7 separate regions of the Mus musculus genome follow, and all the other regions are linked to region 4. A link is a loop called in an ENCODE intact Hi-C map of the cell type or tissue named here. Cell type or tissue: left cerebral cortex. All regions are shown on one strand.

Region 1 (4,000 bases), 530 kb after region 4:
TTGTATATTAGTTACTTTTCTCACTGACAAAATACATATCAAAAGCAACATAAGGAAGAATTATTCTGGCTCACAGTTTGAGGAACAGAGAGAACATGATGGCAGGGAGGCATGGCAACAGGAGCTTTGGCAGCTGGTCACACTGCACCTCCAGTCTGAATGCAGACAGGTGCTTGCTGGTGCTCAGCGGACTTTCTCTTTTCTTGTCAGTCCAGGACACAGCCCATAAGGTTGATTGTGCATCCATATTAACTTTCTAGAACACCATCATTAGACAAGGCCTAGGGTGTATTACTACTTTCTAAATCCTGTCAAGTTGACAATTAAGATTGGCCATTACACTGTGTACCTACAAGTGTAATTTTGGAAGGCCATACAACTGCAGATTGGGAATGTTTTCAGAAGGGATGTGGGCTGTATTTCCATGGTATAATGTTTGCCTGTAATGTGTGAGTTTTTGGAGTTTGATCCCTCACCAATGCAAAAGTAAAAGAAAAAAGTATTGTAGATGAGATTGTGTCTATACTGAACACAGACTTTTTTCCTTTGTCATTCTTTAATACCATATCACAACATTTTACCTAACAACTTCAGAACTGGTGGTTTGATTAAGAATGGCCCCCATAGGCTCCTAGAGTGGAATGCTTGGTCACCAAGGAATGACATTATTAAAAGGTATGACCTTAAAGAAGTGTGTTACTGAGGGTGGACTTTGAGGTTTCAAAAGCTCAAGCTCTCTCTCTTTCTCTCTCTCTCTCTCTCTCTCTCTCTCTCTCTCTCTCTCTCTCTCCTGATTTAGACATGCTAATAAATGGACTAAACCTCTGAAACTGTAAGCCAGCCCCAATTAAATGGTTTTCTTTATAAGAGTTGCCATGGTCCTTGTGTCTCATCACATCAGTAGGGCAAATACTTTCTCATCACTGCCTTAGTTTTTCAAGGTAAAACTAAGACCACCAGAGACCATTACACAGAAACTCTTAAAACTGAAAAGAAATTCTTTATTGCTGGCCTGCAGCTGCATTGGGAACTTGCCTACATCATGCAGCCCCAAGCCTTTCTCTTTATGCACCAAAAACATATCCTGGTTGTCATAGTTCAGATAGCAGGAAGCAGAACTACAGAAGCCAGAAAGCAAGGTTAGTACATTTCGAGACTTCCTGGAACTGTAGACTAGGTCTTTGATGGGTTACATCTATGTTCCTGTTTTGGCACACTTTGAGGCCTACATGTTATGATTTACAGTCAGAACGTTGCTTCTAGCATAGTGTCTGTGTTTCTAAGGTCTGGGGGCCTGTTACATTAGCTATATCTCAGAGGTTCTGATAAATTGTGCTTTGATTTTCATTTGAATCTAGGTATTTTTACATTTCCTCCTTGAGTTCTTCATTGGTCATTCATAATTGCTCAGACCCATTACCATTCAGAGAGAAGAAGACAAACTACTATTAGCAGCAAACTGCAACAGACTCTACACAGTAAATACACTTGACAATGGATTGAAGCCCACTGATGTCATCTGTTAATTATCACAGGACATAAAATGACAAGGTTGCATATAATGTGCTTTGAAGTTAAAATCATTTAAGGTCCAGCACTGGGGAGGCAGAGGCAGGTGGATTTCTGAGTTCGAGGCCAGCCTGGTCTGCAAAGTGAGTTCCAGGACAGCCAGGGCTATACAGAGAAACCCTGTCTCCAAAAACCAAAAAAAAAAAAAAAAAAAAAAAATCGTTTAAGGGGTTAGTGTGGATATAGTAAGTGGATGAAATAAATGAAGGGGAAAGGCAGGAAAAGGGAGAAATACATTAAAAGAAAGGAAAAAGAAGCAATAGAGAAGTATAGAAGAGAAGAGAAAAGAACAAGAAATTAGAAAAAAATTAAATGAAAAATAAAGATTTCCCAATAATGAGAAAATTCAAAAGCGAAATTAGGTAAATGCAAGAAGGGGACTAAAAAAGATAAGATCATCTAAAATAGCTTAAAGTGCTATTTAAAAATAGTGTGGGAACGAGGAGGATACATGGCAGAATGATATAAGAGAAAAGAGAAATATATTGTTCAATAAATTTCTGTGCGTGAGGGCTGGAGGGGGTCAGTTAAACTGGGTTTCTGTCTTTCCTAGAGCTTATGCTGTTGCTGTGTTTCTTAGGTAAACTTGCGGTGTCTAGCACTGCTGTCTTCATTGATAATTTTCCTTGTCTGAACACCAGCGGCCTCTGCTGGCCATACTTAAATTGCACCCTGTGGCAGGTTCTCTCCCCTGGCAGAAGTTCTGTTGGGAATGTTTCTCTCGGGTACCTCAAAAGTGTGAGAAAAAGTCAAAGCACATGGGAAGGACATGTCTCCGTACTTTAAAGATCTCCTGGTTTTCAATCACTCTGCTAGATTGATATGTCAGTGGTTCTTTAGTACACCACAGAACCTCCAACGTTCTCAGGCTCTTTTGGAAGTGTTGATGGCTCCAGAGGTTGATGAGCTACTGATCTCAGGCTATCAAACTCCAGAATCATTTCAATAAATGAACTATTGATAAGAGACTATCATCCTTATGTACTTGCCTGCTTGGATGAGTCCCCCCAATTCCCTGTGCCCTTCAGCTTGCCAGCCTTTATCTAGCTCACTGTTCTCTATAGCTGTTTTCCTGGGCCTTCCTTCATCCTATGTCTTTGGCAGGCCTGATTGCAGTTTCCAGACCTCTGGTTCCCCACTCAGCTTAACAATAGGTTCCATCTCAAGATGGTATCTGGCTCTGCCATTGGGGTCTAATGTAAAGTGATGAAGTGGAACTTCAGTTTATATTGATTTTTCCACCAAAGGAATTTGTTTCTCACCAGAACCTCCCAACAGGATTTGAAGCTTATCAAGGCTTTGTACTTTTCTTGACTTGCTTGGCTTATCTTTTGCCCTTGCTTCTCCCATTCCCCGCCTGGGCACAGATGCTATGCTTGCCTACTCTTTTTGGTTAATCACATGTGGGTTTTTTTTGGCATTTTCAGATATTCTTTCACTCCCTTTGTGGATTTCCAAAACTCTTTCATGTCTTTTTCTGTTTGGGATAGTCTTGTCTTCTGACTTATTCCATCTGGTCAAATACCTCTTGCAAGTTCAGGGTGGTAGTGGGGGGGGGGTTGTGTAAAGTGTCAAAGGTCATTGGTATTTTGATACAGATTACATTACATTGAGTCACTAAATTACTTTGGGAGGCAGAAACATTTTAAACAGTTATATGGAATTTTTCTACTTTGTAGATGTGCTTGTGTACATAAATGTATGAATACATAACATGTTCATATGTTCGTGCATTTCGTATGCATGCATTCCTCAGTAGTATTTTATTTATTTGGGTGCACATATATTTAGGAAAGTTACTTTCTCTGCTGAATTAATCCCTTATCATAATACAGTGATATTTCTTGTCTCTTTTTACTCTTGACCTTTGTTTTTTTGTTTTTGTTTTTCTTTTGGATTCCATTTTAATGATAGAAGTATTCCATTCCTTTACTTTGCATCTGTATGTGTCCTTAGAGTTGACCTGGATTTCTGATAAGCATATAGAGTAGTTTTTCTATTTAATCATTCTTTGTGTGTTTGGGAATTGTTTATTTGCCTATAATACTGAGGATTGAGCCTGAAGCCTAGTACATGCTAGGAAAACAGTATTATACCCCGAGACTGTTTAGCTGGGGACCTTAACTCACTCAGATTCAAAGTAATCCTGGAAAGGTATGCTGTTACCATAATCATTTTGTAATGCATTCTCTAGTTTTGTTGTTGCTCCTATTTTTTTTCTTTCTCCCTTTCTTGTAGTCTTTCTTGATGGTTTAGTGCTTTACTTACTATTTGGCTCGAGTAGTGTGGCTTGATTCTTTATTACTTTTGGTTTGTATATTATAGATTTTTTTCCTTATGGTTTCTGTGATGCATACAAACATCTTTTAGTTTTAACTATTTTTAAATTGTAGCACTTCAACATGATCATAAAGGTACGAACAAACCAAAG
Region 2 (4,000 bases), 250 kb after region 4:
TGTTTTAATATTCAGTTGTTTGTGTGATGGTACGCATGCCTTGCATGTAGGACTCAGAGGACAGTTCTCTTGTTCCACTCTGAGAACCTAGGACAGACCTCGGTCATCAGCTTTGATGGCAGGTGCTTTAACCCACTGTTGCAAGTCCTTGAAATCAAACTCTGGTGGTCATGTTTGGCCACAAGTGCCACCAAGCCTTCTTACTGGCCTGGATGTGTTTTATTTTTATTATCACACTCACCCCAACGTATGGGGCCAGGACACAAATATGTTACAGTATATGCTTAGAGAAGGGGGGAAGAAGGGAGACTTATGTCCTGGTGCCAGATGTGAAGCCTTAGTGTCTAGCCTCCTTTCTGATATGTCCCCAACTCCCTGCTCATAGGGGCACCCTGTCTCCACATCAGTTGTCTGTGCTATTTGGATTGGTCTCCAGGACATGTCTGGGTACTTCTAGGAGGTCCCAGCTGGAGCATCTACAGAAGGAAGTTCCAACAGTCAGAGTTGAAGGCTGCCATCTGAGAGGGAAGATACGAAGCTCCAAGACTAAGAGGCTATACACCTTGGGGATCAGAGAGTGCTCAGGGCGGGGAAAGTCTGTACCACCCAGGATGGAAGTGAAAGGTGAGTCTGGGGTCTCCAGCAGCTGTATGAGAAGCAGAGGAAGCCCCGAGTGACAGTGACTGTAGGGATTGCAGTTGAGTTCATAAACGCTATCTCTCAGAGGCATGGGGGGGGGGGGGGCTTGGGGACACAGAGGAAATCACAGAGGGATCTAAGCTCTGGTGTAGGGGGAGGCAGGGAAGTAGGAAAGAGGGACAGAAAAGCATGTGAAAGTATTATGGGGTGCTTCTGGGAGTGCAAAGGAGCGCAGTGACAGGTGCATACTCAGGCTAGAACTTGAAGCATGTGGGAGCACAGGCTATCAGTAGGGATCCATGCCCATGGGGGCCCCGGGCCAGATGAAGGGCTCTTGTGCCTCAGTGGTACCAGCAGACACAGTGAGGATTAGTGCTCCAGAAGCTCATGAGTCCCACGGCCTGGGCTTCTCTGTGCCTCAGTCTCTTCTACCGTCATAATAGGGGCAATCCTCGACAACTTCGGTCCCCGTGGGGATTCTGTGTCCCTCTTCACTCCAGGAAGACAGCATCTTTGCCCAATACACATCCATGGCCATGAGCCCAAATTCAAGTTTTTTGAAGGAGAAAGAAGCCCCATTCACCCCATGAGAACTCCTTCTGTCAACCTGGGTCTCCCTCTCCTCCATGTTCTCTCACCATCCCAGGCCCTGGAACCCCCATCCTCTCCATTCTTTAGGACTGATTTCTGATGATACCCACAGCTCCCTCCCTCTGCCCTGGCCCTTTCCTATTGCTGTAAATTCAGTAACCATGCACATCTCTACACCTGCCACACCCCAGGCCTCGGTCATTTAGTTTTCTTATCTCCATGGTTGTCATGCTGGTTGGGCTGTTCTGGGAATAGAGAAGTAAGAATGAGGTGAAGGGACCAGCTGAGGTCAGAAGGGATCCTGCCTCCACCTTGGTCACTAGGTCCTCAATCACACTGAATGGTTTGACTACTCAGACTCTCCTGTGCCTAACTCACCCTACACTAAAGACATCTATGTCTTTACCACACAGAACCGGATACCTGACTCCTCCCTGTATCTTGCCCATCCACTGCCTGCTGGGGGGAGTCCTGTCCCTTGGGTGAACTCCTGAGCATCGCTTCTAGTGTAAGGCACCCGAGATCACTATCCATCCATCCCCTTCATGTACCGACCCCCACCTCTCCTTGCATTTTGCTGGCTAACTGGACAGAGTCAGGAGGCTCCAGTAGGCACTAACCTCTATCTCATTATCCCTGCCTCTGCAGGGGGAAAGCCTTGGAGGTCCTCAGCAACTGATTCAAATGGTAATCCAAACCAGGGAGGAAAAACCTTTCTTTGTCTGGTGAGTCTCAAATTGTTTAGCCAGGTTCCTTTCCTTAGATACTTGCCTTTCTGGAAATTTCTCCTTGATTCATTCTTCTGGGGTCCCACATCATCTTAGGTAAAGAAAAGATGTGCCTCCTATCTTGCCCTCCTGGAAAGCTGTACTTGTAAAATTAAGATAAAAGATAAGTGAAATTGCTAGTGGCTGGTGTGACCTACTCTCTAGAAGGTGGCCTTATCAGCCTGTCCTCTCAGATCTACCATGGAGTGTTGCTGCCCTCTGCTGCCCTTTGGATGGACTTACTGACCTAGTACAAAGGGCAGTCTGAGGGCCATGACAGCTGCAAGCCACCCAGCTCTGTGATGATGTTGGATCAGGGAGTCAGTGCCCTTTTTTTGTCTGTGGCTGGGCATAATAAAGGACCTGTCCCCCTGGGTCATTATAACAAGGAATTATGCACAGCAAGGATTGTCTCTAGTTTGAGAGGCTGAGAAGTCTGAAGAGAAAGAACCAATCAGCCCAGTTGCTTGTTAGCACCCCCCCCCCCCCGCCCAGTTCACAGACAGCTGTCACACTATGTCTTCACATGGAAAGGGGATTCAAGGGGCTTCCAGGAGTCCTTTTCTTTTTAAAGACATGTTTTTAATTATGTGTAGGGAGGTGGTGGGACTTCTGTGTGTATTAAAGCCAGAAGAGGGCACTAGATCTCTCAGACATGGAGCTACAGGCAGTTGTGAGCCACCTAAAGGTGTTAAGAACTGAACTTGGGCCTTCCATATGAGCAGTCCATGCTCTTAGCCACTGAGCAATCTCTTTAGCCCGGAGTCCGTCCGTCCGTCTTTCTTTCTTTCTTTCTTTCTTTCTTTCTTTCTTTCTTTCTTTCTTTCTTTCTTTCTTTCTTTCTTTCCTTCTTTCCTTCTTTCCTTCTTTCCTTCTTTCCTTCTTTCCTTCTTTCTCTCTTTTTCAAGACTCCACTAGCAAATACCATTACACAGTATTTAGGGTTACACACTCAGTCTAAGTCCAAGGCACATAAATATTCCTCCAAATCCTATCAAGAACCAACCACAACTTGATTCTGGATTCTAACCTAGGGCAGTGTTTGGGCAAGGCTGTGCTGTCCCCAGACAGGGTCTGAGGTTTGAGGTCACAGGTAAACCTATGTAAGACAGGTCAGTGGTCATTTCTGACTCAAGCTGGCCATAGGCTACAGACTGGACAATTCCAGGACGTTCCACAGGATGTCTGAGAAGGCTCATTCTCACTTCAGGAATGTCGCCTCCTCCTTCCACTCCCTGCCTGCAATGTATCTTGTGTTTCTGAACTCTCTCCTTACCCAGCCACTAACTTCTGCTTATTGTATGTTTCTGCAGCAACAGAGACCTGGGCCACCTCAGTGTCCAACTCAGAGCTGGGGAGAGTGTCAGACATCACTCTCATCCCAGGGCCTTCTGTGTCCCATGAGTGCTCTGAGTACATTGTGGTATCTGGCCATGGCTCCAAAGAGTGTGTCCTTCAGTGAATCAGCTAGGCAAGAGAAAAGTAATGGACTGCTGCCCCACTTCCAGTGAGAGAGGCTCTCACAGCTGGAAAAGTAAAACAGAATTCCAGGGAGAGTCTGTTGGGAGGTGTGTTAACTGGGTTTTTTTCAACTTGACACAAATAGAGTCACCTAGGAAGGTGAAATTTCAGTTGAAGAATCTCTATCAGACTGGCTTGTGGGCATGTCTGAAAGGGGTTCTTTTGATTAATGATTAATATGGGAGGGCCCAGTCCACTGTGGGCGGGCAGGTGGTGTCAGGAACTGTGTAAGAATGCACACTGAGCAAGCCAGTAAGCAGCATTCCTTCTTGGTCTCGGCTCCACTTCCTGCCTTGAGTTCTTGCTTTGGCTTCCCTTGATGCTAGACTGGTCTGTAAACTGAACGAAATCCTTTCCTGCACAAGATGCTTTTGGTCAGTGCTTTAGCACAACGGAGAAGCAAACTAATACAGAGAATGCTTCCCGATTTGCATGCTTGTAAACTCCACCGCTGAGACTAATGTCATGCAGCAGATAACAAT
Region 3 (4,000 bases), 70 kb before region 4:
TTCAAGTACCACAAAAGAAGGCCTTTGCCTTGTGCCCTGAGTAGCAATTTCAGGGTGTGTCCTGGGAGTAAGGAAGGGCAGGGTGGACAATGTTGATAGAAACCAAGATTCGGGAACTTCAGGGAGGATGGGGTTTCAGATTTTTAAAGTCACGGGCTCAGATAAAGGCCATTTTATGTCATAGGGCAATCATGCCAGCTGTGGTGGTTTGAATGAGAGTGGTTCCTTACAGGATCATACATTTGAATATGTTGTCTCCAGTTGGTGGAACCATTTGGGAAGGCTTAGAGGGTTAGAGGTGTGTGTAATAGGGGACTGGGGCTGGTGTTTCAAAGGACTTGCATTATTACTCCTGCTTATGGGTCAAGATGAGAGCTCAGAGCTATTCCTGCCAGCATGCCTTTGGTCAACCATCACAGACTCTGACCCTATGACTCCTCATGCTCACAAACAAACGCTGGAGAAACCAGGAACGTTCATCACTCAAGGGTGTCTCCTCAGAGTAGGAAATAAATACCTGTTTTCCATCCAGAAGCCTGGGAGATGATATTCTTAACGACCCAGTGACCTTTGCTATCTGTAGAGCCAGACCTCACCCAAGTACCCAGAATGCTTATTTTATCTTAGATTCTCTTCCTAGTCCTTTAGCTCCCAATCAGTACTATCCATCCTCAGGGGGGTGTCACATGTACTTTATAGCCTGCTGATCTCTATGCTGTCTCAGTCAGAGACCACACCAGATCCTAGACCCTTGAGGTCTAGAACCCATCTTCATAGTCCCATGTACTCTGCAAAGGAAATTCTATGCAGTCACACATTAAGGGTTATTGCGTGCCTGAAATCAGGATAATTGCTGCCTGGAAACTTTTCCAAACCGTACTTGGTTAAAATATGCTTACACCACCTGGCATCAGACTCTTGATTCCTGATAGTTTGGTTCACCCTAACTGAGCCTAGCTGAACTGAGTTTTCTTTTCGCCTCTTTGAGGTTCCTTTCCCTGTTGGCCATAATGCTTGAAGGGACCCCCACGTGTAAGCCCAATTAAACTCTTTCTTTTATAAGTTGTCTTGGTCATGGTGTTTTATCCCAGCAATGGGAAGTAACTATTACAGCTGCCTTCTGACAATGTTGTTTTCTGAGGAAGAGGCCAGTGTCAGACACAGAGACTGTCTTGTCCAGGAGACAAGAAGTGGCTCTTATAAGACCCTGTGTGGAGTCAGACTCTAGGAGACTTGCCCATGACTCTCCTCTGTGTGTGACCAGTCACTGGCCCGTGAGACAACACTATCTCTCTCAGCTGTCAGGACACACCCCCGTCCTTGAACCTTGAGACACGCTATTCAGAAATTAGCTGCCTCTGGAGTTTCCCAGAGCTGGCAGAGCTGCAGCAGCGGAAAGAAGCTCGTTTCTGTTCTGCTTTGGGAACAATTCAGGTTCTAGAATCAATGAAAAGGGTAATTCCTAAGATGAACATTTACCATCCAAGCATCCAGATTCCCAGAGCAGGGAGGATAAAAGTGCAAGGACAGATAGAACTTCTCAAATGAAAATCTGTTGGGTTTCAAATCTAACTTTGAGGACTCCCCCCCACGCCCCAACCCCCAAAGCCTGGAAAGTAGCTATTCTATTTCTAAAACACCAGAGGGCGCTGCTGCGCTGAGGAAAACCAGAAGTCACTCTGACTTGTCCTTCATTCAAGTCCTTCTGGGACTTGGAGCAGCCTGGGATGCCATCTTTTCTGGGACAGATCAGTTTTCAGCGACACTTTCAGGCCTTCAGACCTAAGATCGTAACACAAGTGTTATCCCAGAACCTAATGTTAGCAGTTTCCCTCCGAGCCCGCTAGAACGTGAAGGGTGGACCCAAGCAGACAGTGAGCCCTGTGACTGCAGTCTTCTCTGTTAACTGTTGGCCTGACACACCTAAGCTCCTGCCCACCCGTGACCTGGCCCTCTTCTTCTCTACCCTGCACTCGAGGCCATGGCCACGTGGGGAGGAGGGTTGTGGAAGGCGGTGCCAGAGCTGTGGTACTTGAGGGGGCTGGGGCTGCTGCTGGGCGGCTGGCTGGGCCTGTGGATAAAGTGCTTGCAGTACAAGGATGAGGATGTGAGCTCAAATGCCCAGGACCCGCTTAAAAGAGCTGGGCACTGTGGAACACGCCTGAGAACCCAGTGCTGATGGGACAGAGACAGGAGGCCTCTGGGGTAAGTTAGCCTGAGAGCTCCAAGTTTAATGTAAGCTTATGCCAAAGAATAAGGTGAATGGCCAGCTGGCTGGCTCAGTGCCAGTCCTGGTCAGCTGAGTTGACTCCCAGGGCCCAGCGTGGTGGGAGGAGAAAATTAAGTCCCACTAGTTCTCTGCTCTTTACATATGTGCACCCCTCTCCCCAAAACATTAAAAAATAGTTTGGGGAACAATTGTGAAATACGCCCAGTGGTTCCCTCTGGCCTGTACATGCCCATACTCCTGTGTTCATAGTTACACACATCTTGTGAGCACACACACAATACAAACAAACAGAACGTAAAACTCATCTGAGGACCGACTGCCTGACACACTCCTCACTCACTGCTCCTGTGACAGGGAAGGACTGCTCTGGCTCCCCTGTCACACTTCTCCCTTTGTAGGCCACCAACCATCTGCTTTCATAGCCCAGAGCAAGGACTTCAGATCCCTGTTGTCTCTCTCCAGGACGTCCTGTCCAAAGCTCCTTGCTCCTGAGAATGCGTGGACGGCCAGCCCCAGGAGGGCTATGAGATCCTCGGGCCACTGTCCTTTCTCTTAGGCATCTAAAATACCATGGGTCAGGCTATAGCTTGATGGGAAGCACTTTCCCTCTGTCTCTCTGTCTCTGTCTCTCTCTGGTTTCTTGAGACAAGGTTTCTCTGTGTAGCCCTGAAAGTCTTGGAACTCACTCTATAGATCAGGCTGGCCTCAAACTCCGAGATACACCCACCTCCCTACTGTTGGGTGGGATCAAAGGCATGTGCTACTAGTGACTGCAGAGAACTTCCCTTCCTTCCTTCCTTCCTTTCTTTCTTTCTTTCTTTCTTCCTTTCTTTCTTTCTTTCTTTCTTTCTTTCTTTTTTGGGGGGGGGGTGTTTGGTTTTGTTTTTCCGAGACAGGGTTTCTCTGTGTAGCCCTGGCTGTCCTGGAACTCACTCTGTAGACCAGGCTGACCTTGAACTCAGAAATCCCCCTGCCTCTGCCTCCCAAGTGCTGGGATTAAAGGTGTGCGCCACCACTGCCTGGCTGGAGAGAACTTTCTTAACATGCATGAGGTTCTGAGCTTAGCTCCTGCACTGGCTGGCTTTTTGTCAACTTGACACAAACTAGAGTTGCAGGAGAGGAAGGGGCCTCAATTGAGAAAATTGCCTTAATAGGATGGGGCTGCAGGCAGGCTTGTAGGGTATTCTCTAATTAGTGATTGATGTAGCAGGACCCATCCCATGTTGGGTGTGGCCACTTCTGGGAAGGTAGTCTCAGGTTCTATAATAAAGCAGGTTGAAGAAGCTACAGAAACCAGCCAGTAAGGAGCACCCCTCCCTAGCTGTTGAATTCCTGTTCTGACTTCCTTCAGTGATGAACAGGGATGTGGAAGTGAAAGCCAAATTAACATCTTCCTTCCTAACTTGCTTTTAAAAGGTCATGGTGTTTTATCACAGCAATAGAAACCCTAAGACAGATCCCAGTGCTGTGATGATGATGATGATGAGCTGGTGAGGTGGATTAGAGAATAAAGGTACTCGCTGCCAAGCCTGACCACCGGAGTTCAATCCCAGGGATTCGTATGGTAGAATGCAAAAATCATCTTCTGTAAGTTGTCCTCTGAGCTTCATATGTGTGCTAATTCATGTGAATGCACCCCCAGTACACATACAGAATTAATTTAAAAATTTAAAGAGTCTATACAGAAAAGGAGGAAATGGAAAATACAATTGTCATTTTAAAAGTTATAAAATTGTCCCATAAATGGCCTGTGATTTAGCAGTTAGGAGA
Region 4 (4,000 bases):
ATTCAGTGAGAGAGTGATAGAGGAAGACATAGGGCATCAATCTCTGGTTTCCACACATGCACATACACACACTTGAACATCACACATGCACATACACACATGAATAGAACCCAAACAAATCAGAATCCTAGAGCAAACAAACCTCAACACAGTGATAAAACCAAGATGTAAGCCGTATCTGTCAACCTATGCATGTCTAGCTTTCAAGAAGAAAATTGCCTGGGGCAAACCCTTTTGTCTTATGGACCAGTCCTTCAGCTGGGATGCTAGTGGAGACACCAGGGGAATGTGTCTTTCCCACTTGTGAGGCGGAATGTCTTTCAGTTCTTCTTGGGCTGATCATTAAACTGGCTAAGAGAGAAGTTCTCTCTGAGGGACACCAGGAAGGGGCCCCGAGTCTGGCAGATGCAAGAAGCTCCCTGTGTGCTCACCTGGGGGAAAGACCCATGGCAGAGATGACTCCCAGATTGGCTCACCCAGATCCCTGTAGTCTCCCTCTGTCCCATGGGCTTCTGATCCTAGGCAAAGCCTGGCTTCTCAGGGTCTCTGGAGAACAGAATCCCCACATCCCAATACAAGAGCATGTCCTAGTTCTGACGAGACCATGGGCAGCTCCAGGAGATTATGCCACTAATTGGCTCCTCTACCTTCCCTTTGTCATCCAGCCCCAGGAAGCACTGGGCACTCTCCATAAGGAGGCAGCAGGACATGCACCCCAATGCAACTGAAGCCTGCTGCACATTCTAGCTCAGGAGACAAGCCTGGGGAATGGATGTGCTAGGATGGACTGAGGGGGCAGTGCCCTGCATCATAATGGGTAGAGAGTGTGGGCTCCTCTATGCTAAGTCCCCCTGTGAGGGTTAATACTGCTTGTCAATTTGATGGGATCTAGAATCACCTAGGAGACAAATCTCTGGCATATTTGTGAGGGATTTCTGTTGTGGATTGGTTCTAATGCTATTTGTGTTCATTCGGCTCCCAAAATCACAGGGAACCCACACGTCTGAACTGAGGGTCCCTGTCCCCAGTTGGCTCTGACTGGGAAATAAAGTTGCCAGCAGCCAATGGATGGGCAGGGAGACAGAGGTGGGGCCTTTAGGATTCCTGGACAAGAAATGCAGAAGAGAAGGAAGAGGGCATCCCACCATGACAAGGGTGTAGGAGACCACACCGGGAAAGTGCAGGAGGGAGAGACGGCTGAAATGTAGATGCAAAGGGGAAAGCAGCCCCTGGAGGACCCCAGAAGGGTCCAGGGCAGCAAGGATAAAATACAGATTTAGTAAGTGTGTTAACTCAGGAATATTGGAGGGGAGTGTGTTAGCCACATGGAGGTTCAGAAGTGGCCTAACCATTAAGCTAGTTATACCATATTAAAATATAAAGTGTGTGTGTGTGTGTGTGTGTGTGTGTTTCCATCTGGGATCCAGAACATAAGGGCAGGTGGTGAGAAGTGTGTGTGTACCTGCCAGGAGATAGAGCAGATTTAACAAATTACCTCATCAGGTTTCTAGATCGACTTAACTGGGGAGAAAGGTCCCCATAAATGTGGGTGGAGCCAGGGTATGGGAGAGGGTGCTGGGCTGAATAAAAAAGAGAAGGCCAGGTGGGCACAAGCATTCATTTCTCTGCTTCCTGACTGGAGATACAGTGTGGTTGGGGGACTCCAACTTCTGCTGCCACGACACAGAAAATGAGATCTGGGTTTTTGAGATAAGCTAGCCTATGGTATTTGGCTATGCTATTTCATTCAAATAGGCCAGGACAAATTTATATTTCAAGTTTAAAGCATTTAAAGGTTGGAGTATAGCTTAGTTATACAGTGCATGCAAGAAGCCCTTGGTTTGATCCTTAATACAAAAAGATATGTACATTAATAAATTAGTGAAAAACAATACAAAATAGGTGGCTGATAAAAAGCCATGTAATTGATGTAGTTAAATCTCAAATATGACTGAGATCCCTGGTAGCCAAAGTTATAGAACATGCCATCAAGTGTATGCTCATTGAAAGGGAAACATATGGATTGGATCAAATGAGCTTTAAACATGTCTAAAGAGAAGCTACAGCAAGGATGGCAGGGGTGGGGTGGGGTCGTGGTTGGGTGTTGATGTTAGAAGTCTGAAAAATACTGAATTAGTGAGCTCAGTCAAGGCAGGAGGTGGTTAGGTTTTCTGAAGACAGAGAACCAGAGGGCGCTGTTGCGCTGCAGGAAAACCCGCAGCCACCAGGTCCATCCTTCCACCAAGCCCTCCCTTGCTGAGAAGCGGTTCTTTACAGGGGATGAAGGAGATCCACTGCTGGCATCTTACCCAGCAGTCTGTAGGCAGGTTGAGGGTGCTATGCCTGAGACTAACACAGGGCCTAGAAAGCTGGGGTGAGAGGGTCAATGACCCTGATTTTGAGTCTCACTTCCCCCACCCTGGGAGGTGTATCCTGTGTGTGTTGCTCTGAGGAGCATGAGTTTAGTTGGCCTTTTGTACTATCCTAAGACTCTTGCAAGCCTAGTGAGGTTTTTAAGAGCAGCCTAGAAGAAGGCTCATTCCTGTACTGCTTTGGGAACAATTCAGGTTCTGGAATCAACACAGAGATTAATCCCCAGGATGAACATTTTACCATCCCAAGCATCCAGATTCCCAGAGCTGGGAAGATCAAAGTTCAGGGAACTTCTCAAATGAAAATCTGTTAGGTTCAAATCTGGCTTCAAGGAAAAGAAAACCAACAGAAGCCTGGAAAGTAGCTGTTTTACTCGTGAAACACCAGAGGGCACTGCTGTGCTGCAGGAAAACCAGCAGCCACCATGTCTGTCTTTCCACAAAGTCCTCCTCCCCTGTAGAAGTGCCTGGGATGCCATCTGTTCTGGGACAGATCAGTTTTCAGCGACACTTTCAGGCCTTCAGACCTAAGATCGTAACACAAGTGTTATCCCAGAACCTAATGTTAGCAGTTTCCCTCCGAGCCCGCTAGAATGAGAAGGGTGGACCCAAGCAGACAGCGAGCCCTGTGAGTGCAGTCTTCTCTGTTAACTGTTGGCCTGACACACCTAAGCTCCTGCCCACCCTTGACCTGGCCCTCTTCTTCTCTACCCTGCACTCGAGGCCATGGCCACGTGGGAAGGAGGGTTGTGGAAGGCAGTGCCAGAGCTGTGGTACTTGAGGGGGCTGGGGCTGCTGCTGGGTGGCTGGGCCTGTGGATAAAGTGCTTGCAGTACAAGGATGAGGATGTGAGCTCAAATGCCCAGGACCCGCTTAAAAGAGCTGGGCACTGTGGAACACGCCTGAGAACCCAGTGCTGATGGGACAGAGACAGGAGGCCTCTGGGGTAAGTTACCTGAGAGCTCCAAGTTTAATGTAAGTTTATGCCAAAGAATAAGGTGAATGGCCAGCTGGCTGGCTCAGTGCCAGTCCTGGTCAGCTGAGTTGACTCCCAGGGCCCAGCGTGGTGGGAGGAGAAAATGAAGTCCCACTAGTTCTCTGCTTTTCACCCGTGTGCTATGGCTTGCATGCACCCCCTTTCCTCATACAAAATAAACATTCATTTAGAAAAATAGGCAGAGAGCAATTGTGAAGGACATCCAGTGTTTCCCTCTGCATTAACCTGCCCACACTCCTGAGCTCATACTTATGCATACATAAACACTCACAGAGACAGACAGATAGACACACAGATAGACAAACACAGACACATAGAGACATACATACATACATACATACATACATACATACAGACAGACAGACAGACACAAGTTAAATAAGTAAAATGCATCAGAGGATGAGGCTGTCTGGCATAGACCACTCCTTGCTCCCAGCCGGGGCTGCTCTGACTTTGTCCTCCCATCCAGAGGGACCCTCACGTCCCACCCTTCCCAGGTCTTACATCACTTACTGCTTGCAGCTCTTTTCTTTCTACACAAACGTCTCTGCTCTCTACAGACATAATAATATTTGTTATGGTGAAGTGTTGTTGTTGTTTTGCTTTTAAGAGACATGGTATTGCTACATAG
Region 5 (4,000 bases), 87 kb after region 4:
GAGAGAGAATGGTTGGCTTTTGAAACCCCAAAGTCCACCCCTGGTGACACATTTCTTCCAAAAGAGCCACATCTCCTAATCCTTGCCAAATGGTTTCATCAATTGGGGACCACACATTCAAATATGTGAGCCTATGGGGTCCACCACGCTCTCCAGCATAGGTAATGTCTGTTATGTGTTACTTATGTTTAGCATGACAGAATGTTCCATGAACTCATAGTCCAACCACAGAAGCAACCCACAGCATCCTAGGAACCCAGATAAGGACAGGGAGGCAGTCCCACGTGTCCTGAGGAATTCATCTCAGCAGGAGCAAGGGGATTCTGGGTTCGTCCAGGATTCTGCCAGTCACCTTCCCATGCGCTTTCCTGACCTTTCTGCAGGATTAGTTCTTGATTTTGGCCATAGGCTTCTACATCCCTGGATGCCTCCAAGGCTGCAAGTAAACTTAGCGGCTGCTGAGGCCTTCACAGGCTGGGCAGAGGTTTGGGGACTTTCCCGACATCCTCCGTGTCTTCCATACTGGAAGTCCCAGGCTGAAGCTACTCTCTAGGATCTGGGGAACACTTCTATCTGCCCATGTGCTCATACTGATGTGGTAAGCAGGGGTCCTAGATGAATCTTGTCACACTGGAGACCTGGGCGCCCACTCAGTCAGAGGGGCTTTAAAATTAGTTATTTAAGAAAAATAAACATTAAAAAAATCAAACAACCCAATTTTAAAAACTGGGGCATGGAATTAAGAAGAGTGCTTTCAAAAGATAAAATCACATGGCCTTGAAACAAACAAACAAACAAACAAACAACAACAGCAACAAAACTCTTGCATCCTTAGCCATCAGGGAGATTAAAACTACTTTGAGCTTTCATCTTATCCAGTCAGAATGACTAAGGGGAGCACTTCATTGCTGACAGGAGTGAAAACTGGCACAGGCACCATGGAAACCAGTGTGTCAGTTCCTCAAAAAGCTAGAAATAGATTGCTATACAATACAGCTATATCACTCTGGGGCATATACCCAAGGGACTCTATACCCTACCACAGAGAACTACGTCCATGTTCATTGCCATTCTTTTCATGATAGTTGAGAATTGGAAACAACCTAGATGTCCATCACTCTGTGAATTGATAATGAAACGTGCTACATGTACACAGTGTCAGCTGTTAAGAAAATGAAAGTAGGAAATTCATACGTAAATGGAAGCAATGTAATGCGTACATATTATGTATGGACTACATATGTAAGCTGGAAAAGTACCATTCTGAATGAGGTAGCCTAGACCCAGAGAGACAAATGTTGCATGCTTTTTCCTCACATGTGCATGTTAGCTTTGCATTTTCAGATACGCGTGTCCCATCTGACCCATAGAGGTCAGAAAGGAGCCGAGGCAGGGCCTTTTAAGGGAGGAGAAACAGAACACAGTGATATAGAAGGCTAATGGAATAGGAAGGGTTAAACTGGAGCTTGGGGGTGGGAGGACAGGATCGAGAACTGAATATCAGGAAGGCTCTTAGAGCAAGGCCAGTGATGACACTTAAACTGAGTGTCCCATAGTGGACTTCACTCCCCCCTGGCGGCCATCTTTATTTTTGCAGCTAAAACAGTCTGAGCCAGAATGACAGACATTTCAGGGGAGGGCTCAAAGGTCCCTCTTTCTTAAGGCCCCACAGGTCATTGTCTTGTGCACATTGCCTTGTGTTAGTACTTTGAGCTGGAGCAGGAGGAAATGCAGTCTGGATGAGGAAAGAGGGTGAGCCTGGCTTGCGGCTGTTGGTGACTGCGGAGGGAGAGTCCCGATTGTCCTGGACAGCTATCATCAGTCAGTGTCCCAGAGTGTAGCTGCTTTGAGAAGGCTGCCCTTCTGCTCTTACCATGTGAATCATGCACTTTTCAGCCAGGGAGGGACACTCTCTCAACTGTCCCTACTCACCCAGGGCGCTGGTTCCAGCAGATGAGGGAGGAAAACAGTTTGCTGGACCCAGGGCCCTTAGATAGCTGCTTCAGGGTAAGGATCAAGTCAGGTTCTGGTTTGCTTTTTTAAAAAAGATTTATTTATTTATTTATTTATTTATTTATCTATTTATTTATTTATATGTGTGAGTGTTTTGCCTGCATGTATGTACATGTACCATGCGTGTGCCTGGTGCCCACAAAGCTCGGAAGAGGGCACTTGAGGGTTGTGGGCTGTCATGTGCATGTTGGGAGCTGAGTTGGGTCGCCTGCAAGAGCAGCTCTTGAGTGCTGAGCCACCTCTATACCACCTGAAAACCCCAATCCCAGTTTAAAGATTTAGGTTCTAGACCAAGGCCAAGGAAAAAGATAAAAGACAGGGGACAGAAGACAAACTTGTCCCTGTCATGTGAGAAGACAAAGCCAACTTGGGCACTGTTTTAGATAGGGTTTTACAAGTCTTATAAAGGACAACATTTAATTGGGGTTGGCTTACAGGTTCAGAGGTTTAATCCATTATCATCAAGGAACATGGCAGCATCCAGGCAGGCATGGTGCTGGAGGAGCTGAGAGTTCTACATCATTATCTGAAGCTGCTAGCAGAATACTGGCTTCCAGGCAGCTAGGATGAAGGTCTTAAAGCCCACACCCACAGTAACACACCCATTCCCCAAAGGCCACATTTATTCCAACAGGGCCATACCTTCTAATAGTGCCACTCCTTGGGCTGAGCTTATACAAACCATCACATGCCCATATGTGAATCCCTGTGTGCTTGCATAGGTGTGTGTGTGTGTGTGTGTGTGTGTGTGTGTGTGTGTGCATGTGAGTAGTCTATGTCAATGTTTTGGCTTAGCAAGAACCTTTCATCTACTCTTCCTTTCATCTTGCCTTTCAAATGCAAGCTTTTCAGAGTGTTATGCAAGTTTCCAAGTTGTGAAAAAATGCAGAAAGTTACAAAAGGAGGAAATACAAATATTATATGTGAGTAGAAGTAACATTTTTATATGGCAATGAGTCTACTGAAGCTCAGCCATGTTTTTACAAGGTTAAATTACAAAATGTGCTTTTATGGGATCTGAGCATTCTGGAATGTGTCAGATGCAGTATGAGGTAGTCAGAGACTCCAGAGGAATGAAGAATGCGTTGGCCTTTTTGTATTGAGTCAGGGAATTGGGCCAGTGTTCCTAATGACCAAGTTCAGATGTGGGAGTCTACTCAAGGGAGAGGAGTTTGGTGAGAGTTGTGGCCAGAGCTGATCCCAGCAGAACATTTGAGGCAGCAGAGGGGCCACAAGCAGGGCTGGGATACTTGGACACATGGGAACAGGCCATAGTCACACTGGTGCCCCAGGTTCCTCTGATGGAGTGGTAGCTTGGGGCTAGGGGTAGCTACTTCTACCCCATGTGGTGATCTTGTACGAGTTACCCAGATAACCATTTTCTAATATCCTTTATTTCTATCTTTTTGCTGGTGTTTGGGATCTGGGCTAGGTTCCCAGGTTCTTGGCCTCTCTCATTCAGAGATCTGAAAACCAGGGCTCACACAGATTTGCAAAGAATCAAAATAAGTTTGTTGGGAGCAAAGCATTAACACAGATTATAGAGGGACATACTGTCGGGAGTGCAGGCGGGCACACGTGTGAGAGACTCAAGAGTTTCCTCTTATGGCGACCAAGAGAAGAGGCTGGATATTAAAAGGTATAGTTTGGCTAATTCTCTATTTTGATCAATAGATTAGATCATACAATATTTTTTCTACTGTACATATATCCTTTCCCATCTGACTTTAACCAAAGGCATGCCTAATTATGTTTAGCATAATCATAAGGTGGTAAATAGGGGGTTTCCCCTAAAACCATTGTAGATGGCACAACTTGTCTTACTGTGAATGTGTGACAAACCAGTTCAAGCTGGATTGATTGATTTGTCCTTCTGTATTTCAGAGCAGAATATGTTGGGAATACACTTGAATAGAAACTGTCTAAGTGTGCTTGTCAAGAGGGGCAGGGAAACTTATAGCATTGTTCAGAGATGAGAGCGTGTGTA
Region 6 (4,000 bases), 53 kb after region 4:
CAGTGAGAAGCCCTGTCTCAGAACTTACGTTGGAAGAGCAACAGAGGATGGCACCCAACATCAGCCGCTGGTCTCCACATACCTGTGCACACTCAGGGACAAAAGCTAATATTACGCACATACATACAAGGTGAGGTATGGAAAATTCCTATCAGTTATTAATAAGAAGTTAAGTAAATCTGGGGTAAGTGGTCAAAAATTTTAGGGTAATTCCTATGAGAACTTCTGTAAGGGACTGAGGGGAAAGACACTGTTTCTCGCTGTCATTTCAGGACTGGACACGCAGCCAACACACAGTAAATCTTATTTACCAAAAATAATGTGTGGAAACTTTCAGTGTCGGAGAGAGGGAGGAAGTGGGTGGGTCTTGTTGAATGCAGATGGTTAGAATGTGAGCTGATAGCAGCCTTCTGGTAGCCCAGAATACACAGCACAAATGGACATTATTCAGGCTCATTGAACAAATGAGCCGAGGTGGTTTCTCACCCAGAGCAAGCAGTGGGGTAGGTCCACAGATTTAGGATCCTGGACAGCTGTGGGTTCGAAATGCATGTCGTAGTGGTACAGCGCTATGTGCTGTTTGAGTTCATCGAGAAGCCGACTCTGGAAGCAGGGTAATAAGGGTTGCTCTCCTCCCCACCATTTCAGAGACTCCAACTTGGTGTTTGGCTTGCATGTCTGTGTGAGGGCATCAGCTCCTCTGGAACTGGAGTTGCAGATGGTTGTGAGCTGTGTCCAGGACCTCTGGAAGAGTAGCCAGTTCTCTTAATCACTGAGCCATCTCTCCAGACCCGTCAAAGTACCTTCTAAGGCCCCATGCCAGCCTGTGAATGGGCTGCCCCTCTAACTCTGGGACAGAGAGGTGAGAGTGGCTAGCAGTACAGACCAGACATTACTACTGTTTATCCCATGATATGAAAGGGCCTGAATCAGGAAGCGCCGAAGCTCAGAAAGTTTACTCAGAAATTTTAATTGCTGCCTCAGCTTCCCCAGTCAGTTTCGGCTGGGTGTTGTGGCTGTCTGTTTGATGATGTCATCTCTATCTGTTGCTATTTGTCCTTTTATTGGGAATCCTCACCGGAGGGAATTCTCTTCATTAGAAACTCCAACTGACTGCCTTAAAAGGGCTTCCCTAGTCGATTCCTATTGGACATTTTGAGGCCAAGTTGGTTCTGTTTTGCTTCTAACCATCCATCCATCCATCCATCCATCCACCCATCTGCCACTTATTCTTTTAAATTTACCTTACTGCATGTTTAATAAAACCGAAATGGTAGCTTATTCCCCAGACTGTGCGGAACATGGCGATCAACAGTCATTCATCAACCCGGTAACTTTTATAGTTTTAAAAGTGAGAGTCTGAATAGGTTTATGTAACCAAAAGGTACAAGGCAGACCTCACTTCGAGTGAACTGGGGCGCATCCAAGGAGTGTAGAATTTCTACTGCAGGTGGGGGAAAAGGACCAAGCTTCTTAGAGGGAAAGGCAGTGTTAGTTCTAAAGCGCTGACTTTTGTCTCAAGAAAAAGTCAAGCTTGCCCCCTAGTGGGAGGAGGAAGGAAGAGGAGAAGAAAAATAGAGTGTATGGACAGAGAGCGACTTAGGAAGAGAGTACCAGGAAGGGGGCACCACCCATGCAGGCTAGGGACCACCCCTGGCCACTCATGCGGACAACGGGCACACCAGGGCTGTCATGGTCCATGCTTTTTTTTTTTTTTTTTTTTTTTTTTGCATAGGTCTTGATTCTATAGAGATCTCTTGCCTCCCTCCGTCTCTTGATTCTCAGCTTTCCTGACCTCACCCAGGCCAGGCTCCTTGTTACACTACAGCAGCAGACCATAGTATTAACGACACTATCCCTTATGGCTTACTCTGCCATCCAACTCAGGCTGTGGGAACAACATGAGAGCTGTCTGGCTCACCACTGAATCTAATGTCTAGAACAGGCCTGACACCTGAACCGATCTTACAACACATTGGAGCTATGGCCTGCACTGGAGGTTATCAGGCCAGACACTAGCTAGTTCCAGAGCAAGCAGAAGGACTTTATTAGAAAGGCCAGGAGGACATATATTTACACAGGCCATGAGGGAACATTAAGTGAAGCAGAGGCAAGACAAGATTTTCCAGCTCAGACAAGTTCCACCTTAGCATTGGGGTATACAGCCACCACATCATATCCCTCCGGCGGCTTGACTCGAGCCTTGGCGTGATTCTCACAGTACAGCCGTTCATCTAGGAAGAAGTACCCACGCTGTTTGAGATTCAGGCCGCAGTCGCTGCACATGAAGCACTCCGGATGGTAGAGCTTGTCTCTCGCCTTGACAATGGTTCCCCTGTTGTGGAGGACAGAGGGACAGGTGACTGACAGATTCTAGGACAAGCCTCTACCCATGGCCTTGGAAAACAGAAGTGGGGTCGTGGGGGTGCAGGTGGGCAGACTGGGTACTCACACGATCCCGTGGCCGCAGCGCGTGCACTCTGGTAGCCCCTGCAGGCCACTCAGTGGAGCACCGAGCTTGCTGGCTGCTGGTTTGAGGTTCCGGGGACCACCAGACCCAGGCCGATCCCCTGAAATCCAGAGGGCAGGTGGTATGGATGGGGTAGGTGAGATAAGAACCCTACTTCAGCAGGATGTTGCTTCTGGAACACGATGACCAGAAGCTTAGAGGACAAGTTCTTGGTTTGTATGAGGTAAAGGAGAGTCACGTGGGTGGTGGAGTGGGAATCGGGAGGGTGAGAGCACAGTCACAGTAAGGCACAGAGGGATTTGAAGAGGGGGTGGATGGCTAGAAGGTGTGGATTGGGTGGTGTTGGAAGGTGAAGGGTAAACTGGGCACGGTAGGGGGAGGGGAGGCAGGGGAGGTAAGGTGTTGGGAGTCTTACCGCCCTCGCCAGCCTCTAGCATGCCCTGCAGGTAGCGGAAGGATCCTGACTGTTTCGGCTCCGAGGCTGTGGGCTCTGCTGGCTCCCTTAACATCCTGTATACCTCTGAACCCAGGTCTACCCTGCAGTCCCGGTTCCGAGGGAGAACCCTGGCTGTGTCGGCACTGGGAAGGGGAGAGATGGAAAGCCAGCATGGTAATTCCAGCCTTGGGCCTGGCAGCCTTCTAAGTCAAACTATAACTATGTGAGTTGAGGCTCTTAGATCAAACGACAAGGGCCAGGAAGGAACTGTAGAGATTTGAAGGATTAAGATTGATCTGGGTGTGACTTCAAAGGCCCGGCCTCTGTCCTACCTGGTGGGTGGAGACACATGCAGAGCGCTCATCTGGGCTGGCAGGGTGGCCTCGTTGCTGCTGCCATTGTGAGGGACTGGAAGGCGAGGTGGCTGACCATATGGAGATCCCAGGCCCGATCTGTTGTCCTCCAGACTAATCCCAGAGACTGAGGAGCGCCTGCTGGTGGCTGGACTGCAGTCCTGTAAGAGCAAGATCTGGAGGCACTAGGAGGCCCTCTGACCTTTGACCCCTCCTATTGACTGTGTTGGCTAGCTACCTCTGTTCTGACATTTCCAGGCTATTTGCCCAGCCGGCAAAAGGGTCCATGGTTGGAATACGAATAGGAACTCGTATTCTACAGTCAGAAGGGGCCCTTAGTTCTTTCTTGAAGGTCCTTCCAAGGGAAGTCTGAGGTGCAGGGGTATTTCTAGGAGGGTCAGCTCCTCTGGGCCTGCATTCTAGTCCTAGTCCACAGAAAAGCAGCAAAAGTAGCTTTCTTGGGGCAGAGCAAGCAAGGAGCAGAGACTGGGTCTCACCACTCCAAGAGCAGCCTAGTGTCCATGGTTGGAGGGAGAGTGGCCTGAGCTTGCCTCTCAGCTTATAAGGACAAGGTAGGGGCTCTGTGGCTCTGAACAGGGTCTGGGTGTGTATGTCCATGCAGAGTCCAAAACTATGCTGACCTCAGCCCTCAGGCACGCAAACACACACTGCAATGTGAACAGGGCACACATACTCTCATAAGTGCATTTAAAGACACATACATGGGTAAGGACAATACAC
Region 7 (4,000 bases), 350 kb after region 4:
GTTTATCTAACCCCACTGCCCCATAGCTTGGAAGGGAGCTGTCTAAGAGGAGGTGATTTGTCCCAGACCACACAGCTGGTTCATGGCAGAGTCAGATGTGAACACAGGCTCTCTGCCCCTTGCCAAGGAAAGGTGGATCTCATGTGTACTGGGTTAACAGGTATAGATAAGATGGAAACAGTACACAGCTCTTTCCGATTAAAGCACCCACCGCTCCATCATGGAATTGTCTTGACATCTAGGGAGAGTTGCTGTTCTGTGTTTCAGCAGCAGATGCAGGCTGGCATCTCTGGTTCTACTCTCCCTGCCCTGAGCCCAAGCTTGCATAGGAGTGACAGCACTTCCACGCTGACCAACAGACCACTTTAAACAAAGCATGCCCTAACCCACCCACAGTGACCTCTTGGGCCATTTGCCTCCCTTTCTCTCCCGGAGAGAGGTATAGATTGGCATGGCACCAGGTTACCCTCAATAGAGAAGAGACCTATGTGTCTCTCTCACTGGTTGACCTTAATTCAAAACTTTGTTCCCTCTATCTGCACCGCCCCCCCTCCCTGATTTGAAATGTGTTATTGTTTCACTTACATGGTTCAATTCAGGAATTGAAGAAAGCCATTCTGGATGACATGGTGATGCTGGGGAAAGAAAGCGGACTGCATTCTTTTGAACAGGTAACTGACCTTTCTCACCCACCCACCCCCCGCCCCCATGTTACATAGAAGCATGTTGACCCTGACCTGGCCTCTTTCCCTGCCTGGTATGTGGCCAACCAGAAGGCTACACACACAAAGACCCCCTGAAGGGCTGTTGTGAGCCAACTGACACCTCCCGCTCCTGAGCTAAATGAGGTCGCTGGACAAGTAAGTAAGGCTGTTGCTCGTTGCCCTTACAACCGCAGGCGATCATAAGGCCGAAATAGAAGCCTTGCTGTCCCCGAGAGATCATGTGGGCCGGTCAGGCTCCCAAGCACCCTACCTTATTTTTACTTTTATGGGCACTGCTGTCTTAGCAGCTGCAGGCAAGCTTACTTGCTAAGAGGACACTATCAGCCCAGTGGCCTTTCTGCAAAGGAGAAAGAAACAAAGCCCCTGCAAACAAAGGACACTCAGTTCCTCTGAGACTCTCTGTAGCTGGGCTCAGGACTGAGCATGCTCAGTCCACCTCCCTGCTAGCATCTGTACTCTTAAGTAAAAGCCAAAGAGAGGAAGGTTCCAAGTAGAAAATAGTAACACGCTAATAAAAATTTTATCCTTTGGACTTTGAGATAATTGTCTTTTATCAGCATCCATAATTGTTCTCTGGGGACAGCAACATAGATCAGCAAGTAATGGTGCCTGCTGTCACACCAGATGACCTGAGTTCAGTTCCTGTGCCCCATATAATGGGAGAAGAGGACCAACTCCTGAAAGTTGACCTCTGAACTCCACACATGTATGTGTGTATTTGTACATGCATGTGTGTTCTGCACGAATGCTTGTTTACACACATACACACACAGAAAGAAAGAAAAAAAGAGGGGGGGTAAACAAAATTTTTTTTCAATAACTGCTTTTTCAAAGGGTTTGGTGACACATGTCTTTAATCCCAGCATGTGGGAGGCGACTCTTTGAATTCAAAGCAATCCTGATCTACATAGTTCCAGAACAGCAAGGGCTCTGTAGAGAGACCCTGTCTAAAAAACAAACAAACAAACAAACAAACATGTTTTCTATCAAAATCGCCCAAAAAATATAGTATGAGGGATCTGCAAGGCTTATAAGAAGTTTTAAATTTTAAATGCAGTTTTGATGATAGCCTACAACTAATTTTAAAGTTGTTTTTAAGTGTAAAATTCTTATGTTTAATCTGAATCAAAATATGTTTATGCACAAAGGTTTCTTTTTTTATTGTTGTGTTGCTTGGCTTTGGACAGGGTCTCATGCTATAGTGGTTTCAGGTCAGAGCAGGCTGGCCTGCTACTTCTTATGTAGCCCAGGCTGGTCTTGAACTTGCTGCAATTCTCCTGTCACAGCCTCCCAAATGTTAGGATTACAGGTGTGAGCTAACTACCATATCCAGCTACGGTTTTAAGTGTTTAAGATTGTTTTCCTCTTGGAACAGATGTTTAAATCTAACCAATTTGAGAAACCAACTTTTGCTTGTCAGTTAAGTGTTTCAGGCTGGCTAAAGCTCGACTCCAAAGCACGGTGGCTAATTGGTACTTTTCAGAGTAGAAGGTCCATATTTGCCGCTATGGTTATTTCAATTTCCAAATGTGGTAGAACGTATTGTGTGGTCTGTCCTTAATGGGGATCTGTGTGGCTGGATCACATGTGGTCATGTGGTTCAGGGGCTACCCCTGAGTGGTTCCAGACCCTGTATCCTGGGGCAATTTGAAGGACCAGCTGGGGCTGCACCTGGTGACATCCTTGTGAATTCCCAAGCTCTGTACGCCATCTGTTGGTGCTGAGATGTATAACCTACACGGGACACAGATTAAAAACTAAAATGAAATTGGGGGCGGGGAGGAGGGAGGGAGGAAGAGAGAGAGGGGAGAGAGAATGTGTGTGTGTGTGTGTGTGTGTGTGTGTGTGTGTGTGTGTGTGTGTGACATTTATTTCCTTAAGATTATTTTAGGAACCTTAAAATCGCAGTGTTCTCCATTGCCTTTGGTTAGAACACTAATGAGGAAAGAGAGTCCTTGAGTTTCCCTGTGCCTGTGTAGTTTCTGCTCTAATAATCTGCCCTCACCATGGTAACCTCAGATGCAGGAAAGTCATGTGGCATCCCAGAGGTCTTCGGTGTCATTGCCAAAGTTGTCACCTCTTGGTCTTCTCTGTCATTCTGTCCTCATTGCTTTATGCCACCCCAAGACACACACACACACACACACACACACACACACACACACACACACACACACACGGAGCCTCTGCTGACGAATGGCAGGACTCCTGTCCAGAGGAAGGTGCACTCCGGACACAGGCTGTCCCTCACAGAGGTTGCCCCAATTGATCCACAGTCCATGTTTGCCTTGGTCTTTTCCCTTTTCAAAATTAAGTGGCCAGAGGCTGGGGGTGTGGTTTAACTGGCAAGTCGTTGCCGAGAATGTAGCCCTGGATTTGACACCCAGCACCACGTCCACTAGGCATGGAGGCAGTGTATATAACCCCAGCGCGAGGAAAGTAGATGTAGAGAGATCAGAAATTCAAAGCTGTCCCAACTACAAAGCAAGCTCCAGACCAACTGAGGCTCTAAGACCTCGTCTCAAGCGAACAAACAAAGCAAACAAACCCCAAAACCATCAACCAATGATAGTAGCCCGCACAAAAATCATCAACCAATGATAGTGGCCCGCACAAAAAAAAACCATCAACCAATGATAGTGGCCCGCACAAAAACCATCAACCAATGATAGTGGCCCGCACAAAAACCATCAACCAATGATAGTGGCCCGCACTTGCCATCCCCTCTCTGGGGAGGCTAAGACAGGAGGAGGAGCAGAGACTCAGGGCCAACCCAGGGCTGTGTAGTGAGATTTTTGTCTCAAGGGAGAGGGGGAAGCTATTAAGGATTAGCCCTATTTTTACAGGTGGCTCGCCTGCATGTATTTAAGTGCACTACGTGAATGTATGCTGCCCTCAGAGGCCAGAAGATGACCCCACATCCCCAGAATGGTTGTGAGGTGCTGGGAACCAAGCCACTGTCCTCTGCAAGAGCAGTAAGTGCTCTTACCTGCTGAGCCACCTGTCCAGCCTTGAAGGATTAGCTCTAAACACATGAAGAATGACCTAACTACATCCAGCGTTTACGTTATCCTGTATAAACTTTAGGAGTTCAGGGTTACCGGGCTGGGTTGCTTGTACTAAACTTTGAGTTAGAAAACAAAAATGGATTTACTGTGGCATAAATTCCAGAAACATGCAATTCTAAGAAATAGGTCAGCCATTAGTAATTGACAGAGATCTTTAGAAGATGCATATCTAAATGAGTAGATTAATAAATAAATAAATAAATAGGA

Evidence for each region. A loop is a pair of places that touch in the nucleus more often than their neighbours do. Peaks named below come from ENCODE experiments on the same cell type or tissue, not always from the same donor. Only the 100,000 strongest peaks of a DNase experiment are listed, where the experiment ranks them.
Region 1: a loop joins it to region 4, with 3 times the contacts of the local background. A loop is called at or near these places in 3 of 42 quality-filtered maps.
Region 2: a loop joins it to region 4, with 10 times the contacts of the local background. A loop is called at or near these places in 27 of 42 quality-filtered maps.
Region 3: it touches region 4 in a loop (5-fold over the local background); 10 of 42 quality-filtered maps call a loop at or near these places.
Region 5: a loop joins it to region 4, with 9 times the contacts of the local background. A loop is called at or near these places in 23 of 42 quality-filtered maps.
Region 6: a loop joins it to region 4, with 8 times the contacts of the local background. A loop is called at or near these places in 29 of 42 quality-filtered maps.
Region 7: a loop joins it to region 4, with 2.0 times the contacts of the local background. A loop is called at or near these places in 5 of 42 quality-filtered maps.

What each region holds. Positions count from the first base shown.
Region 1 is chr11:54,532,905-54,536,904 of GRCm38, forward strand. The region is part of intron 1 of Rapgef6 (Rap guanine nucleotide exchange factor (GEF) 6); the gene reads left to right. Among named protein-coding and RNA genes, the nearest start is that of Rapgef6, 12 kb to the left of the region's middle. In left cerebral cortex, a CTCF peak has its summit at 2,219 (motif pointing left); a DNase peak (open chromatin) is centred at 2,215.
Region 2 is chr11:54,254,970-54,258,969 of GRCm38, forward strand. It overlaps Gm12223 (a long non-coding RNA gene), which reads left to right. Exons shown (of 9, transcript XR_003949549.1): 7 at 458-624; 8 at 1,879-1,955; 9 at 3,311-4,000. Among named protein-coding and RNA genes, the nearest start is that of Csf2, 7.1 kb to the left of the region's middle. In left cerebral cortex, a CTCF peak has its summit at 2,217 (motif pointing left); a DNase peak (open chromatin) is centred at 2,206.
Region 3 is chr11:53,929,915-53,933,914 of GRCm38, forward strand. No RefSeq gene overlaps it. Among named protein-coding and RNA genes, the nearest start is that of Slc22a5, 40 kb to the left of the region's middle. In left cerebral cortex, a CTCF peak has its summit at 1,644 (motif pointing right); DNase peaks (open chromatin) are centred at 1,281, 1,641, 1,905 and 2,230.
Region 4 is chr11:54,000,118-54,004,117 of GRCm38, forward strand. All of the region lies in intron 3 of Slc22a4 (solute carrier family 22 (organic cation transporter), member 4), which reads right to left. Among named protein-coding and RNA genes, the nearest start is that of Slc22a21, 22 kb to the left of the region's middle. In left cerebral cortex, CTCF peaks have their summits at 2,177 and 2,761 (motif pointing right); DNase peaks (open chromatin) are centred at 2,204, 2,495 and 2,787; H3K27ac peaks cover 370 bases.
Region 5 is chr11:54,087,507-54,091,506 of GRCm38, forward strand. No RefSeq gene overlaps it. Among named protein-coding and RNA genes, the nearest start is that of P4ha2, 11 kb to the right of the region's middle. In left cerebral cortex, a CTCF peak has its summit at 1,575 (motif pointing left); DNase peaks (open chromatin) are centred at 964 and 1,569.
Region 6 is chr11:54,052,905-54,056,904 of GRCm38, forward strand. Pdlim4 (PDZ and LIM domain 4) reads right to left here. Exons shown (of 7, transcript NM_019417.3): 4 at 3,239-3,420; 5 at 2,886-3,049; 6 at 2,453-2,570; 7 at 2,024-2,335. The coding sequence ends at 2,131. Among named protein-coding and RNA genes, the nearest start is that of Pdlim4, 14 kb to the right of the region's middle. RefSeq lists an enhancer at 3,759-4,000. In left cerebral cortex, a CTCF peak has its summit at 1,530 (motif pointing left); DNase peaks (open chromatin) are centred at 378, 1,536 and 3,482.
Region 7 is chr11:54,352,392-54,356,391 of GRCm38, forward strand. It overlaps Acsl6 (acyl-CoA synthetase long-chain family member 6), which reads left to right. Exons shown (of 21, transcript NM_001033598.1): 20 at 600-671. Among named protein-coding and RNA genes, the nearest start is that of Gm12224, 9.1 kb to the left of the region's middle. In left cerebral cortex, a CTCF peak has its summit at 2,421; DNase peaks (open chromatin) are centred at 1,056 and 2,410; H3K27ac peaks cover 507 bases.